4 separate regions of the Homo sapiens genome follow, and all the other regions are linked to region 1. The links are chromatin contacts, found by Hi-C or POLR2A ChIA-PET in ENCODE. All regions are on one chromosome and are shown on one strand. Each heading gives the region's core, a stretch centred on a gene start or an enhancer-like site at or near the end of the contact. The rest is flanking DNA. Distances are from core to core; before and after follow the strand shown. Region 1 holds the start of SLC12A7 (solute carrier family 12 member 7). Region 2 overlaps LPCAT1 (lysophosphatidylcholine acyltransferase 1). Region 3 holds the start of TPPP (tubulin polymerization promoting protein). Region 4 has its middle 6.6 kb from the start of LINC01511.

Region 1 (3,436 bases), core at 363-2,862:
GAGAGTAGAAGAGACAAGAAAACGAACAAGCACAAAATTCTCTCTGGCTTAAAAGCAAATGACACTTACAGTCTAAAGACAAAAGTGAACCTGATCAGCCTTGAGAAGGGGCCGGCCAGACAAGAAGAGGCTCCTTCTGAGTGCGTTCCGGGGGCGTTGCTACAAAGCTCACACAGAAAGACCACGCCAGGGCCCACACTCCTTGGTGCTTCCTGCCTCCACGGTGGTGACTGGAGAGAAGGGGCTTGGACTCACGGACCCTGCTTAGTTAGCACTTCACCTGGTGTTGAGCCTGGCGCCCCGCCTGACCACTTCCAAGATCTGGGCTGGCCTCTGTGCAGAGGAAGCTGAGACCACTCTTCGCCCGCCACGGGGACCCTGATGACGCACCCCAGGCCACCAGGCCACTGCCTTCACGGTGGGTCCCCACCCGTGTCTCCGGGTTCCTAAACTGCCTGGAGGGGATGTCTGGCCTTTCCTGCCCGGGATGGTGGGTTAGGAAGGATCTGGGGTCTGGCACCGGACTTGTCCCTGGACAGACCTCACCTTCCTTCCACTGCCAGGGAGCAGGGAGGCTGCCACCCACTGCATGAGACCCGGGCACATGCGGGCACTGCCAGCACGCGGGGTGGGGGCTGGACTGAGTCCGGACACCTTCTCAGAGACTCCGGATGGAAGGGCCTAAGAGCCTCCGGTTTCTAGAGGGGGCTGAGATCCGGGGAGTAACTGGGATTTGGAGCCAGGATGGAGGGAACAGGGCTGGGGGATTCTCTCCCCAGCCCCGTCCCCACCCCCTAGAGAAAGTGAAAGTGCTAGAAACCTCCAGATTCCCGGAACGGGGGACGGGAACACGGAGGACGCGGCCTGAGCAAGGCCCCGGTGGCTGCCCCCTCCCCAGCCAGGGCGCAGTCCTTCCTGTTCCGCCTCTGGGGGGTGGGCGGCTCCTCCAGGGTCAGGCGGGGGCAGGACGGGCCGGCCCGGGCTAGTGTTACCGGACGGCCGCGGCGCAGGGGAAGGGAGAGCGCGGGGGACGCAGGACGCCCCGGCTCCCGAACCGCCCGGGTCTCCACCGCCACCCCTGTCCCACTAGGGACCACCCAGGGGCCCGGGCTCCCTCCGGAGGCGCGCTCCAGCCCCTCCCCGTTTCCATGGCTACCAGCAGCGGCGTCCACACCTCTGCCCCCGGTCCCACCCGAGCTGACCGTACCGGGAGCCCTGGCAGGGCCCCTCGCCCCCTAGCGCTGCCACTAACGTGGGGTGGGGGCCCTCGTGGGGGACCGAGAACAGGCGGTGGGGGCGCGGGAAGGGGCGCCTCCTGTACCCCCGGCCCCGCCGCCCGCCTCCGCTCCCGGATGCCGGGCCCAGACCCGCGCTCGGGGCGCTCGGCCTTTGTCCGGCCAGGTGCGGCCGCGCTCACCCGGGCTGGGGCGCTCGGGCTCGGGGCCCTCGGGGGTGCCCGGAGCCTCCGTCCGCTCGGCAGTCTCGTCCCCGCCGCCGTCGGCGTGAGCCTCCACGGGCACCACGGTGAAGTTGGTGGGCATGGCCGCCTGCAGCCGACAGTCCCCGTCCCGGCCCGGCCCGCGCTGCGCCGCTCCCGCCGACGCCACGGGACTTGGAGGCAGGGGCGGGGTCCGACCGAGCCGCCCCGCCCCGCCCGGGCCACGTGACTTCACCTGCTTGCCCCGCGGCCCCACGAAAAGTTGGCCCGCGGCGACTTCCTGCAGGGACCCCAACCCAGGCTGCGTCTGTCTGACCGCCGCGACCCGGGACGCGGGGCTTTCGCTGCCTGCGCTCCCGACCATCGCAGAGCCCGCGAATCCCCGCTCAGTCTCCTGCACCCCCTCCTGCTCCAGCCCCCTGCCCCTCCTGCTGGAACTCCCCGCCCTCCCCGCCCTCCCCGGCCCCCTCCCCGCCTCCCCTCTTGTCCCCTTCCCCGACCCCCCACTCCTGCTCCAGCCCCCTGCCCCTCCTGCACGCCCTTCTGCTGGAACCCCTCACCCCTCCTGCACCCCCCCACCCTTCCTGCACCCCCTCCTGCTGGGCCCCCCTGCCCCTATGAACCCCCTCCTGCTGGAACCCCTGCCCTTTCTGCACCCCCTCCTGCTGGGCCCCTCCTCCTTCTGCGCCCCCTCCCGCACCCCCTCCTGTTTGCCCCCCATTTCCTGCTCCAGCCCCCTACCCCTCCTTCTTCCCCCTCCTGTTCCCCCCTGCCATCCTCCAGCACCCACCTCCCACACAGTCCGCCCACCCACTCCAGGCTGTCAACACCCGCTCAGACCCTGGGCTCCTAGCCTGGCTCCTGGCTAGCCCAACCTGGCTGCAAAGGCAACTCCAGTGGAAGGAGCCTTGGATAGCCTGGGGGTGGGGTACTCCGGAGCTTGGTCCAGCTCCAGTTTAGGGACCTAACCCAGTAGAGGGAGTCCCCCCCCCCACCCATGACAAATACCACCCACGAAGACCCCAGTCTCCTCCACACCTGCCCCAGGAGTGCCCCGCGGCCCCTGCCCTAGAACCCTCCCTTCCCTCCTTGGGAAATGTTCCAGAAGCTCACAGGGTGATGCAGGGAAGGTGGAGTTCCAGAACCCACCAGGCAGACACCAGGATACCACCGGCCAGCACCTGGCACATTTCTCAACAAATGACTCATGAAAAACGGAACAATCAGATGTCCGTCAATGGGGAATTGGGCTAAAATGCTATGGCACACAGGTGCAATGAGTCAGCCTTTATTCCTAATCACCCACAACTGCTGTACGACAACAAAGCAGAAACACAGGTGGTGTGGGCAAACACGGCCACAGCCTCTTGTCACGTGGAAAATGGGTATGGCCTGGCCATGTTTTAGCCGCTTGCCTGTCTAATCCTAAAAGGCAGCTGGAGGGGAGTGATGGCCTCCGGGCTGTGGGATCACCGGGCTCTGTGGGTTCAAGGAACGCAAGCCCAACCTCTCCAGCCATTTCCAGTAAAGCCAGTCATGCCCTGGGGTGGCCTAGGGTTCTACCCCTTTGCCCCATGGACTCTTCTGGGCAGAAGCTGTAGGCCTGGGACCCTCCTGGAACGTCGCCCATCCAGCACCAGCCCTTGCAGAGGTGGGGGTTCCTCTGGCCTGGGTGTCTGGAGCTGTGCCTGCTCCACACTCTCACCCCACCTCCCACCAAAGGGAGCTCAGGGCTGTGGATGGTGCTAGGTCAGCTGCCTCCCTGGGTCAGTGGGTTGGAAGGTAGGAAACCATCACCTCCCCAGAAGATAAAATAGTTCCCAGGCATCCTTATGAGGAGGGCTGGCTTTGCTAAAAAGATCCAGGGGGTGGGAACAGAAGTGCCCAATGGGGTCAATTATAGGGTTCACACTTAGGGTGCTGGGTAAACCCTCTCCTCAGTCACCCCAGCAGGGGCTTCTGTACATTCAACCCTGGTTGCCACCCAGCGCTATTCCC
Region 2 (3,027 bases), core at 353-2,852, 370 kb after region 1:
ATGCTGCCCTTGGGATAAAAGTGAGCTTTTCTGTCTAGGCCTTCCTGGTCAGCAAGGGCACTCCATGCCTGGACTATCTCAACATCTGTCCTGACCGTAAACACCCAGCGCCACAGCACGGATGGGCAGGAACATCGGCCAGGGGCGCTCCCCGGCCAAGGAACACTTTCTGTTTTAACATCGCGCACGAGCTGGAAGGCGTCTGTGGAGGGACACTTGCTATTATAACATTGCGCACGAGCTGGAAGACATCCGTGGAGGGACACTTTCTGCTGTAACATCGCGCACCAGCTGGAAGGCGTCTGTGGAGGGACACTTGCTATTATAACATTGCGCACGAGCTGGAAGACATCCGTGGAGGGACACTTTCTGCTGTAACATCGCGCACCAGCTGGAAGGCGTTGGTGGGAAGTGGGGGTCCTCATCACCGGCCAATGCTCACCCACCTGACGGGGTTAGGGTCTGCCCTCACCAAGCACATACACCTGCCTCGGGGCCCCACCCGCCGCCCTCACCTGCCCCTGGGGCTCAGCTCCAAGGACGGGCGGATTTGGTCACAGCTGCAGCAGGACTTGCCCGGGATCTGCCTCTCTCTCTGAGTGGCTGCCACCTGATGGGCTCCCAAGGAATCAGGAGGAGCCCCAGCGAGGCCCAGCTAGAGCCACAGGCCGCAGAGGCTCAGGAACTTCCCCGTTCCCACTGGAATTGTGGCTGTACCCAGCAGCCGCTCCGCCTTCTCACTGGCCGGAGTTGTGCCCTTGCGGGCTGGAGCAAGGCACCATGGACTCTGTGGATGATTGTTTCTATTTTAAATTCTATTTAAATCTCTATTGAAAGAGTTTTTTTTTAACTGGAAAACTCAGGCATCAGAAGTACTCAAGTTTTAGAACAGGACAGGCGGTCTGAGAAGGGCTCCCCTGCCTGGCGACCTGAGGCCAGGCGAGTGAATCCCCAGGCAGCGCGTTCCTCCCAGGCTGCCAGCGAGTGCCACTATGTGGTCAGGAATTTGCGGTTGGTCCTGGCTGCGGGATTCTGCACAATTCTGGGAGAATGGAGCCCATGCTTGCCCCTAGGGCTGCCAGGAGCATCTGTCCCTAGGGCCAATTCTCCCTTCACGGTGGCCTGAGGCCAGAGGCCCGTGTCAGGGCTGAAACCTCGAGCTGACCGCCCAACCCACTCAGCTTTCGTCTCATGCAGGACATCCACCTGCAGCCTTGGTGTCCAGCTGGCACCCCAAGTCCCTGGGCCCGTGTGCCGCAGCTTCCCCTGTGTCCAGGGCTGGGTTGCCCCCTTCCTGCTGTGGGCTCAGCAGCACCTGGGAGCAAGCTCATGCAGTTCACCCAGCACTTCTGTGTGCCCAGGTGGACGGGTGGCTGTGTCAGGGGAGGCGGAGGACGGCAGGGCTGGCACAGACCCAGGCTCAAGCCCCAGCTCCAACGCCCGGCAGCCGAGTCCCAGCCCCTGAGACACGCAGTGTGGAGGAAATAGTCCTCATTGCCTGGGACCGAGCCCAGGAGCTCGCGTGGAGTGCCGAGACCTGCTGTGGGTGATAATGGCTCTGCTGCTACAGCTCAGCCGACCATCCCGACCATGTGTCAAGGGGACATCACTGAAACTCAGTAAGAATCAAAGGAAACCTCAACACCCTGGGGACCTCTCAGGAAAGTCCCCAAGAGCACAGAAACCCCCCATGAGCCTGAAAGGTCAGTGACTTCATGGAAACCCCGGTGGGAAAGTCTGCAGGGGTCTCTGGCCTCCCTAGTCTCCCAGGGGCCCCTGAGGGTCAGCAGCACCCAGACCCCGCCAGCACTGTGCACCCAAGGCAGGCTGCACAAGGGCCAGGCTGGGAGAAACCAAGATGAGGCAGTCAGAGCCCAGGGCTTCTGAATGCAGGAACAAGGCAGAGGGGAGGAGGTACGGGCTTCTAAACTGCACAGAAACCTCCATATTCACACATAGCTTGTGCTGGGCATGGGTCTAACGTCACTAGTTGCAACAATGAGGCTGGAAGATGGCTCAACAGGGACCCCTGAGGCCCCCAGAAGGCCATCACCCCTTATTCACCCTGACCATCCCCCACAGCCCACCCCACAGGAAGAAACAGTCCACCATGGCCCAGGGAGAGCCGTGTCCACATCTGCTCACAGCCTGTGCAGGGAGGCCGCTGCGGCCCAGGGACAGCCACATCCATGTTTGCTCACAGCCCGTGCAGGGAGGCCGGGGAGAGCCACATCCATGTCTGCTCACAGCCCGTGCAGGGAGGCCAGGGACAGCCACATCCATGTCTGTTCACAGCCCGTGCAGGGAGGCCACTGTGGCCCAGTGAGAGCTGCGTCCACTTCCAACAGCCACATTTGGTAGGCCCGCCTCTGCATCCTCGGGCTGTCAGTGCCATCGCTGGGCCCACGCAGCATCCTAGGGCCTTCTCACTGTCTTCGTTCTGCTCTGAGAGCTTGGAGCTGGCAGGCAGGTGGGGTGTGGGCATGTGGAGGGCGTGGGCCCAGGACCTTCCAGGAGGGGTCTCCAGGTACCCAGTCAGCCGATCCTGCTCTAGTGCCCTCTGACAAGGAGGGTGAGTGTGGGCACTGGAGAGGAAGGCCCCACATGGGCCTGTTTCAGGAGCAACTCAATCCCTGCAGAGCCCTGAGGGTCCCAGCCCTGCTGGAACCCACCACATCCAGCAGACCCCACAGGGCTCTGCTGAGCTCTATCACCCCCACCTCAGAGGCGGCACCCCTGGCCTGGGTCAGAACAGGGGGACTCAGGTGGACAGTGCAGCACAGACAAGAGACACTCAGGAGAAAGAAGGCACCTGGGCCCAGGAGGACCCTGCTGGAGGCTCCAGGAGCCTGAGGCTGGAGGCTGGGCCCAATGCGGGAAGGTCTCCGGGGATGAAGGCGGGGAGTCAGCAGTGGTGCCCAAACGGGTGACCCCAGCAACGTGACCCCAACATCAGGCGATGTGATGAAAGGTGGAGGGAGGGTCTGAGTGGGTGGGCCGCCATGGAGCTGGGGCAGCTGGAGCCCA
Region 3 (3,112 bases), core at 408-2,907, 420 kb before region 1:
CCAAACCCCATCAAAACAATAGCCCCCAACCCCCATCAAAACAGCAGCCCCCAACCCCCATCAAAACAGCAGCCCCCAAATACCCATCAAAACAGCCCCCAACCCTCATCAAAACAGCAGCCCTCAACCCCCATCAAAACAGCAGCCCTCAACCCCCATCAAAACAGCAGCCCCCTAAACCCCCATCAAAACAGCAGCCCCCCAAACCCCCATCAAGACAACAGCCCCCCCAACCCGTATCAAAACAGCAGCCCCCAACCCCTCATCAAAACAGCAGCCCCCAGACCCCATCAAAACAGCAGCCCCCCAACCCCTATCAAAACAGCAGCCTCCCAACCCCTATCAAAACAGCAGCCCCCAACCCCCTATCAAAACAGCAGCCCCCCTAAGCCCCCATCAAGACAGCAGCCTCCCAACCCCACATCAAAACAGCAGCCCCCCAGACCCCATCAAAACAGCAGCCCCCAACCACCTATCAAAACAGCAGCCCCCAACCCCTATCAAAACAGCAGCCCCCCAACCCCCTATCAAAACAGTAGCCTCCCAACCACCTATCAAAACAGCAGCCTCCCAACCCCCTATCAAAACAGCAGCCCCCAAACCCCTATCAAAACTGCAGCTCCCAACCCCCTATCAAAACAGCAGTCCCCCAACCCTATCAAAACAGCAGCCCTCCAACCCCCTATCAAAACAGCAGCCCCCCAAACCCCTATCAAAACAGCAGCCCCCAACCCCGTATCAAAATAGCAGCCTCCCAACCCCTATCAAAACAGCAGCCCCCCAAACCCCCATCAAGACAACAGCCCCCCCAAAACCCTTATCAAAACAGCAGCCCCGCCACTGCCCGGGAGGGACAGGCTTCTCACCTCCCTCGGCTCCGTTTACGTAACCGAAACCGCAGAATAAAGGGCTCCTCAGATCTTCGGGCGCTGCTCCCAGGGGTGCGGGAAGGTGTCCCGGCAGCGCCTCTCCATCGCCACAGGCCCGCGGACAGTAGCCAAGACCCGGGGCAGCTGGAGGCTCTGCGGGGGGCGGTCTGACAGCCCCACCTGCCAGGACGCGGTGGTGTCAGGACCCTGAGATGGGCCGTTTCTGTGGCCAGGGATCTCTCAAAACCTGCTGCGGGCAGTGACTTCATTCCAGCCCTCCACGCCCTAATTTCCCACGCCTCACACCGGCGGCCCCCTAGGCCTGGGAATAGGGAAACGGTTCGAGTCCCGAGCTGGGGAGGGTCTGGAGGGAAGGGCTGCAGGGGCGTCCGTGGCCGCGAAGAAAGGCCAAAGCGCCAGGCACAGGGCCCGGAGACGGTGACAGACCTGTCCCTGGCGCGGCCGACGGTGACCCCCGCTCGCGGCCTTTGCAAAGCCTCCCCGTCGCGTCCTCGCACCGAGCCCGCAGCGCCGAACTCCGGGCATCCCAATCCGGGGGCTCAGGGACGCGCGGGGCGGTCCGGGAAGGGGGCTCGGGGGAGCGCGGGGGGCAGGGGCTGCGGCGCAGGTGGCTGCTGGGGCTGACGGGCCCAGTCTCCGCCCCCGGGTGCCCCCCGCGCCGCGCCCGCGGGACCGAGCCCCGCGCCCGCTTACCTTGGAGACGCAGCGACTGCAGCGGAGGCGCCTCCGCGACTCGGCCGCGCGCGACCCGGTGCTCAGCGGAGCTCTCCAGCCGCCGCCCCGCGCCCGCCCGTCCCGCCCAGCACCGCCCAGCCCCGCCCAGCCCGGTCCCGGGCCCGCCCCCGGCCCCCAGCGTCCGGCGCCCGCCCAGCGTCCCGCCCCGCGCGCTCATTGGCAGCCCCGCCCCCGCCGCCCCACCCGGCCCGGGGACGCGCGGGCGCACCGAGACCTCTGCCTTACAAGGCCGACTCTGCTCAGGCCCCGCGGACCGCCGGGTATCCGCTCAGCGCAGGGCGCGGCCGACCCGCGGGTCGTGGGAACCGCTGGGCAGGGGGCGGCGGGGCCCCTCACCTGGCTCTGGGGCCCCCCGGGGACGACCGGACCCCGATCTCTCCGCCCCGCAGGACGCGCGTTGACGGTGCGGCGGGGGATGGATGAGCGCGGCCGCGGCCTCCTGGGGTGGGGTGGGTTGGCGGCGGGGCCTCGAGGACGGTGCGGGGCGAGCCCCGACCGCGCCCAGTTCTTTAAGGAGCCGCAGACGGTGCAGGGAAGCGGCAGGGCCGGGCTGTGAGGGTGCTCGGACCCCAAGGCGGGGCGCACCCAGGGGACTGGGCTTCCAGGTGGGGGCAGCGCGGCCGGGGATCGACCTGAGCAGGGAGACGGGTCCGTGCCGGGCGCCCAGCGCAGCTGCTCGGGAGTGGGCCGCCCTTCACGCAGGAGTGGAGGAGCGGAGCGCGCACCCCTGACCCCGGCCTCAGCTTCCGTTCTCCCTGCAGGTCGCCCGTATGCAGCGCCACCATCCCGGCCGCTCTTCCAATCTCGCCTTTCTCCGGGCACCTGCCGCCCCTCCCCCGCTCCCCAGACAGGCTTTGCGGAGGGGGCTCATTCCGCCCGGGGCTGCCCGGCCCTCCGCAGGAGTTGGCTCCCCACAAGGTTCCGGGGCCGAGATGACAGGGCGGTTCTGTGGTGCTGGGTGCTGGGACTTGAGGGGCATAGGGGCACCTGCCCTGGAGGAGGCCGAGGCGCAGCCCCCCAGGAGGAAGGGGTGCCTCTGGTGACTTTCAGCTGGACTCTTCCAGCTGGACTCTAGTGCAGCTGAGCTCCTCCCCCAGCCCCGGCTCTGTCCCTGCACCAGGTGTCCAGCAGGCCCTGGAATCCGCAAAGGCAGAAGGGGAAGTTGGGGTGCTGGGTGCTGGGCAGGGGGTGCTGAGGCCTCACAGCCCGGCGGCTTGGCCCCCACCCACCCCACGGTGGTCCCGCGCCCCACACTTCCTCTCCTCTCCTGTGGTTTCTCCTTCCACTCAGTGCTGCCCAGAGATGGGCTTCTGTCTAGTTCTCCTGAGAAATTCCACACTCGCAGCTGGGAAGTCGGGGGACCCCCGAAGCTGTGCGGCGGCCACGCTGCGGCTCCTGCTTCCCTCCTGCTCGGGTGCGGGCTCGGCTGCCTTCTCGTCCCGCGGAGCCCGGAGTGCCTCCCCCTCGGGTAGATCCTACTAACAGCA
Region 4 (3,264 bases), core at 95-2,594, 270 kb after region 1:
CTTACAGGTCATAATACTATCTTTGAATACACAAATTGAAAAGCCACTTAAATATTAACCTTTGATTCTGAACCAGGATGAGCTTAACGATGGGGACCTGCAGGGCGTGGCCGGCTGGAGCCCATGGCCAGCAGCCATGGCTGAGGGCATACTTCAAAACGGTCATTTCTGTCCCACTAATACTGTGTAAATATGTATGCCATCCAATTTTTAACCAAATAAAATGTTCTGTCTGACGGGTCCCTTCATCTATATGACAAACAGTTTTAAGTAAAGAGGATCTCAGCTTGCAGAATAAGTAAAATTGTTTAAATTCTAGATAAATGTGTTCAGTGCTTGATGGGCTAATGCTGGCTGGATTTGTGAAGGTCAGTCATATACATGAAAATTCTTCTGCATTCACCTTAGAAGAGCGATATTTTTAGGCGAACAGAGCTTGCGATATTTTCTTTCCGTGCCACCTGCCCGCTTGGTGTCTGGCCCTGCGTCCTCAGAGGACCATGGTGGGCTGGTGTTCTTGGAGAGGAGGCCTCTCCAGGGCCACCAAGAGGGGGCTGTGGCCCAGGCTGAGCTCTTCTAGTGGCATGAGGGACACGCTTTATTCATGTGAGCGTTGTGAGGTGGGAAGGGAGGCCAGCCAGGGGAAGGGTAGAAGAATGCCTGTTGCTTGGGTCGGAGGCTCGATGGACTTTCACTGCTGGACATAGTGTGAACATGGGAGACGCAGGTTCAGCGATCACGTTTCACTTTCCCATTCCCCGGACCTCAAACTCAGGCCTGTGTAACTAAAGGTTCTGTGCTGCCAGGCTGGGCGTTTCCCCCAGGGAAGGCACGAGAGAGCGAATGCAGGGCCGGCCGCGGGGCCTGGGGACTGTGCCGCTCAGCACCACCCACAGGGCGTTCCTTGGGGCGTGGCCTGGGCCGGGGCGGTAGGATCCCTTGGACAGGGCCGTGTCTGGCTCACAGGAAGCTGCCCTCATGGAACGGGGTGCAGTGGGGTGTTCGTGGTCCTGCTGCCGTTGGCTGGGCGCAGCCATCCCTGCCGGCTCCCCCGCGCCTGTGCCCCGGGCCCTACTGCACCTGCACGGGCGGGGCTCTGGGGCCGGCGCGGGGAGTGAGGCCGCCGGTCTCCTCTGCTGTGGTCGGTGTGGGGGCCGGCGGGGCGCAGAGCTGCTCACCCGGCTGACTCCCCCTTCTGCCCTGCTGGCCTCTGAGCCGGTTCTCTGGGGCCTCTGTGAGCGCCTTGTGCCCCCCACACCCGCCGTGAGTACCGTGTCTCTCTGCTCAGCCAGGTGGGCGCCTCTGCTGCTGCTGTTGCCACCGAGTGACTGACTGACGCAGCGACGCAGCCACCGACACCCAAACACTGGAGCGTTTTACCCAAATGTAAAAGTCTAAACTTCCGGCTTCTCGAACAAAAGAAAACAAAGGAAAACGTCAGACGCCCCGTTGACGCCGGGCGCGCGTGGCCGCGGCCGAGCCGCTCTTCAAAGCCGGCAGCGTCTGGTCTGGCCTGGCTCCGCCAGCTGCCCGCAGGTCCTGTCCTCGTGGCTTTCTGCCCTGTCCTCCCTGGCCGGCTGCACTGGCTTCTGTGACGCTCGCTCCTTGCTGCGCAAGTGCAGGTGCAGCACCTTAAAGGCTGAGTGCGTCCCACACAGCGGGGCTGGAGCTCGGCACCTTCAGTCCACCCCAAACACCGCCCTCCCGCTGTGCACGGCCACTGCTGCCCCTCCTGCACCCCGACACATGGGGAGCTGGTCTGAGCCTGCCCCACCTGCTCTCCTGTGATCTCCCCTCTGCCACCCCCATCTCGCGCTCCATACCCCTTCCTCAGACCTCCTTGCCTGGGGCTGCTCTCCCCAACTCAGCAGAGCAGGGCTGGCCAGTACTAAGGACAGGGGCGACCACTGGTCCCCAGAAATCCTGAATCCAGGAAACCCCTCAGTCCGGGGCAGACCGGGATGGCCGACCACCCTGACTAGGGGAGGGCCGTCAGAAGTCTTTGACCCTGATCTAAGTTCTCTCTGCTTTGCTGAGTCTCTTTCTGTCTCTCTCCTCCTCTCCCTGTCTGAATGTCTGCCTGCCTCTCTCCCACACACATCTGAGACACAGGTCTCACAGAACCGCCCTTGCCCTTCTGTCTGTCTGTCTGCCTGCCTCTCTCTCACACACACACCTGAGACACAGGTCTCACAGAACCGCCCTTGGCCCTCTCTGCCAGGAGGGTGGTTCTCGGAGGTTCCCATCCTCTGTGGGGATGCTGACAGCTGTGGGTCATGGCTGGTGCCGCGGTTCTCACTCTTGGCTGCAGAGAGCAGCTGGGGGCTGCAGGTCAGGCCACACCTAGCTCCCCATGGCCCTGGTTCACTTAAGTGACAGGCTGGGGTGAGGGGAGGAGGAGGCCAGGGTGTGACCGTCGGTTCCATTTCTGCTTTCCCCCAGCTCCCCAAGTCAGGCACCGGCACAGTGGCAGTTGGTTTGTGGGACACCCATCTGTCAGTAGGGCATGAGTATCCTTGGCTCTGTCCTGCTGAATCATGGGTCCTGGCTGTGGCGCCAGGGCCAGCTGTGTTTGTGATCTGGTGCATCCTCAGGAGAAGGAGAGCAGGCGAGGCGCCAGGGAATGTAGGATTTGCTGATGAATTGTGTTTCAAAAAAGGTGGCTTTTTTTCTGTTGTCAGACTTCAGGAAACAGGTAGAGGCTGTGACCTTTGGGCCAGTCAAATGAATCTACAGAGATTAAAGGAGGATTGTGGAGTGAAAACCAAAAAAAGCCAAACATAGAGGAATCCGTTTACCCTTTCAGCCACGTATTTCGCTGTTGCCGAACCTTTATTAAAATGCTTCTCTCAAAGGAAAAATTGTATAGTTTTTTCAGGCTTCAAAAACCCAGGCCATGTGTCTAAAGGTCACTTGACGAACAGCACAAATCCCATGGTAAAGGGCAGGGTGCGGAGGGGTGAGCCTCCCATCCAGCACCAAAGCGGGCTCTGAGGGCTTATCCCTCCCAGGGAGTCCAGCACCAAAGCGGGCTCTGCGGGCTCATCCCTCCCAGGGAGCTTGGGTTCTGCACAAACAGTGTCAGAAGAAAAGACTTCTTCAGACATTTTGAAATTAACATTTCATTTGTATTAAACAGCCCAACCCTCCTTGGAGAGCAAGTACTAAATACAGCATCCACACAGTCAGCCCTGTAGGGGAATTTGAGATTGGACCAGAATGGCAGACTTGTACATGTCATCCAGGACCTTCCACCCATCCATC

Evidence for each region. A loop is a pair of places that touch in the nucleus more often than their neighbours do. ChIA-PET counts read pairs that join two places held with the same protein, here RNA polymerase II (POLR2A). Pooled maps may share reads with other maps.
Region 2: a map with no recorded cell type shows a loop between it and region 1 (4-fold over the local background). The contact joins the enhancer-like site here to the promoter of SLC12A7 in region 1. A Hi-C loop is called at or near these places in 1 of 168 maps with a recorded cell type or tissue (CD14-positive monocyte), 11 of 37 single-sample maps with no recorded cell type and 4 of 50 pooled maps. POLR2A ChIA-PET finds 5 or more read pairs at or near these places in 1 of 52 experiments (GM12878).
Region 3: a loop to region 1 is called in a pooled map, with 6 times the contacts of the local background. The contact joins the promoter of TPPP here to the promoter of SLC12A7 in region 1. A Hi-C loop is called at or near these places in 8 of 50 pooled maps. POLR2A ChIA-PET finds 5 or more read pairs at or near these places in 2 of 52 experiments (A549 and T-cell).
Region 4: a map of CD8-positive, alpha-beta T cell shows a loop between it and region 1 (2.1-fold over the local background). The contact joins the enhancer-like site here to the promoter of SLC12A7 in region 1. A Hi-C loop is called at or near these places in 3 of 168 maps with a recorded cell type or tissue (CD8-positive, alpha-beta T cell and naive thymus-derived CD4-positive, alpha-beta T cell) and 8 of 50 pooled maps. POLR2A ChIA-PET finds 5 or more read pairs at or near these places in 4 of 52 experiments (CD4-positive, alpha-beta T cell, activated B cell, naive thymus-derived CD4-positive, alpha-beta T cell and 1 more).

The regions. Positions count from the first base shown.
Region 1 is chr5:1,110,451-1,113,886 of GRCh38, forward strand. SLC12A7 (solute carrier family 12 member 7) reads right to left here and starts at 1,613. Exons shown (of 24, transcript NM_006598.3): 1 at 1,418-1,613. The coding sequence starts at 1,541.
Region 2 is chr5:1,483,554-1,486,580 of GRCh38, forward strand. The region is part of intron 5 of LPCAT1 (lysophosphatidylcholine acyltransferase 1); the gene reads right to left. Among named protein-coding and RNA genes, the nearest start is that of MIR6075, 26 kb to the right of the region's middle. Within about 2 kb of position 1,603, at least 3 of the 41 ENCODE cell types and tissues checked have a DNase peak (open chromatin) inside an H3K27ac peak, as active enhancers do; they include GM12878, where a contact is called at or near this core.
Region 3 is chr5:691,695-694,806 of GRCh38, forward strand. TPPP (tubulin polymerization promoting protein) reads right to left here and starts at 1,658. Exons shown (of 4, transcript NM_007030.3): 1 at 1,584-1,658. It overlaps LOC101929898 (a long non-coding RNA gene), which reads left to right and starts at 1,846. Exons shown (of 2, transcript XR_925675.4): 1 at 1,846-2,028; 2 at 2,387-3,112. RefSeq lists enhancers at 1,084-1,666, 2,580-3,112 and a silencer at 1,661-1,910.
Region 4 is chr5:1,385,032-1,388,295 of GRCh38, forward strand. No RefSeq gene overlaps it. Among named protein-coding and RNA genes, the nearest start is that of LINC01511, 6.6 kb to the left of the region's middle. RefSeq lists enhancers at 743-1,037, 1,094-1,662. Within about 2 kb of position 1,345, at least 28 of the 41 ENCODE cell types and tissues checked have a DNase peak (open chromatin) inside an H3K27ac peak, as active enhancers do; they include CD4-positive, alpha-beta T cell and CD8-positive, alpha-beta T cell, where a contact is called at or near this core.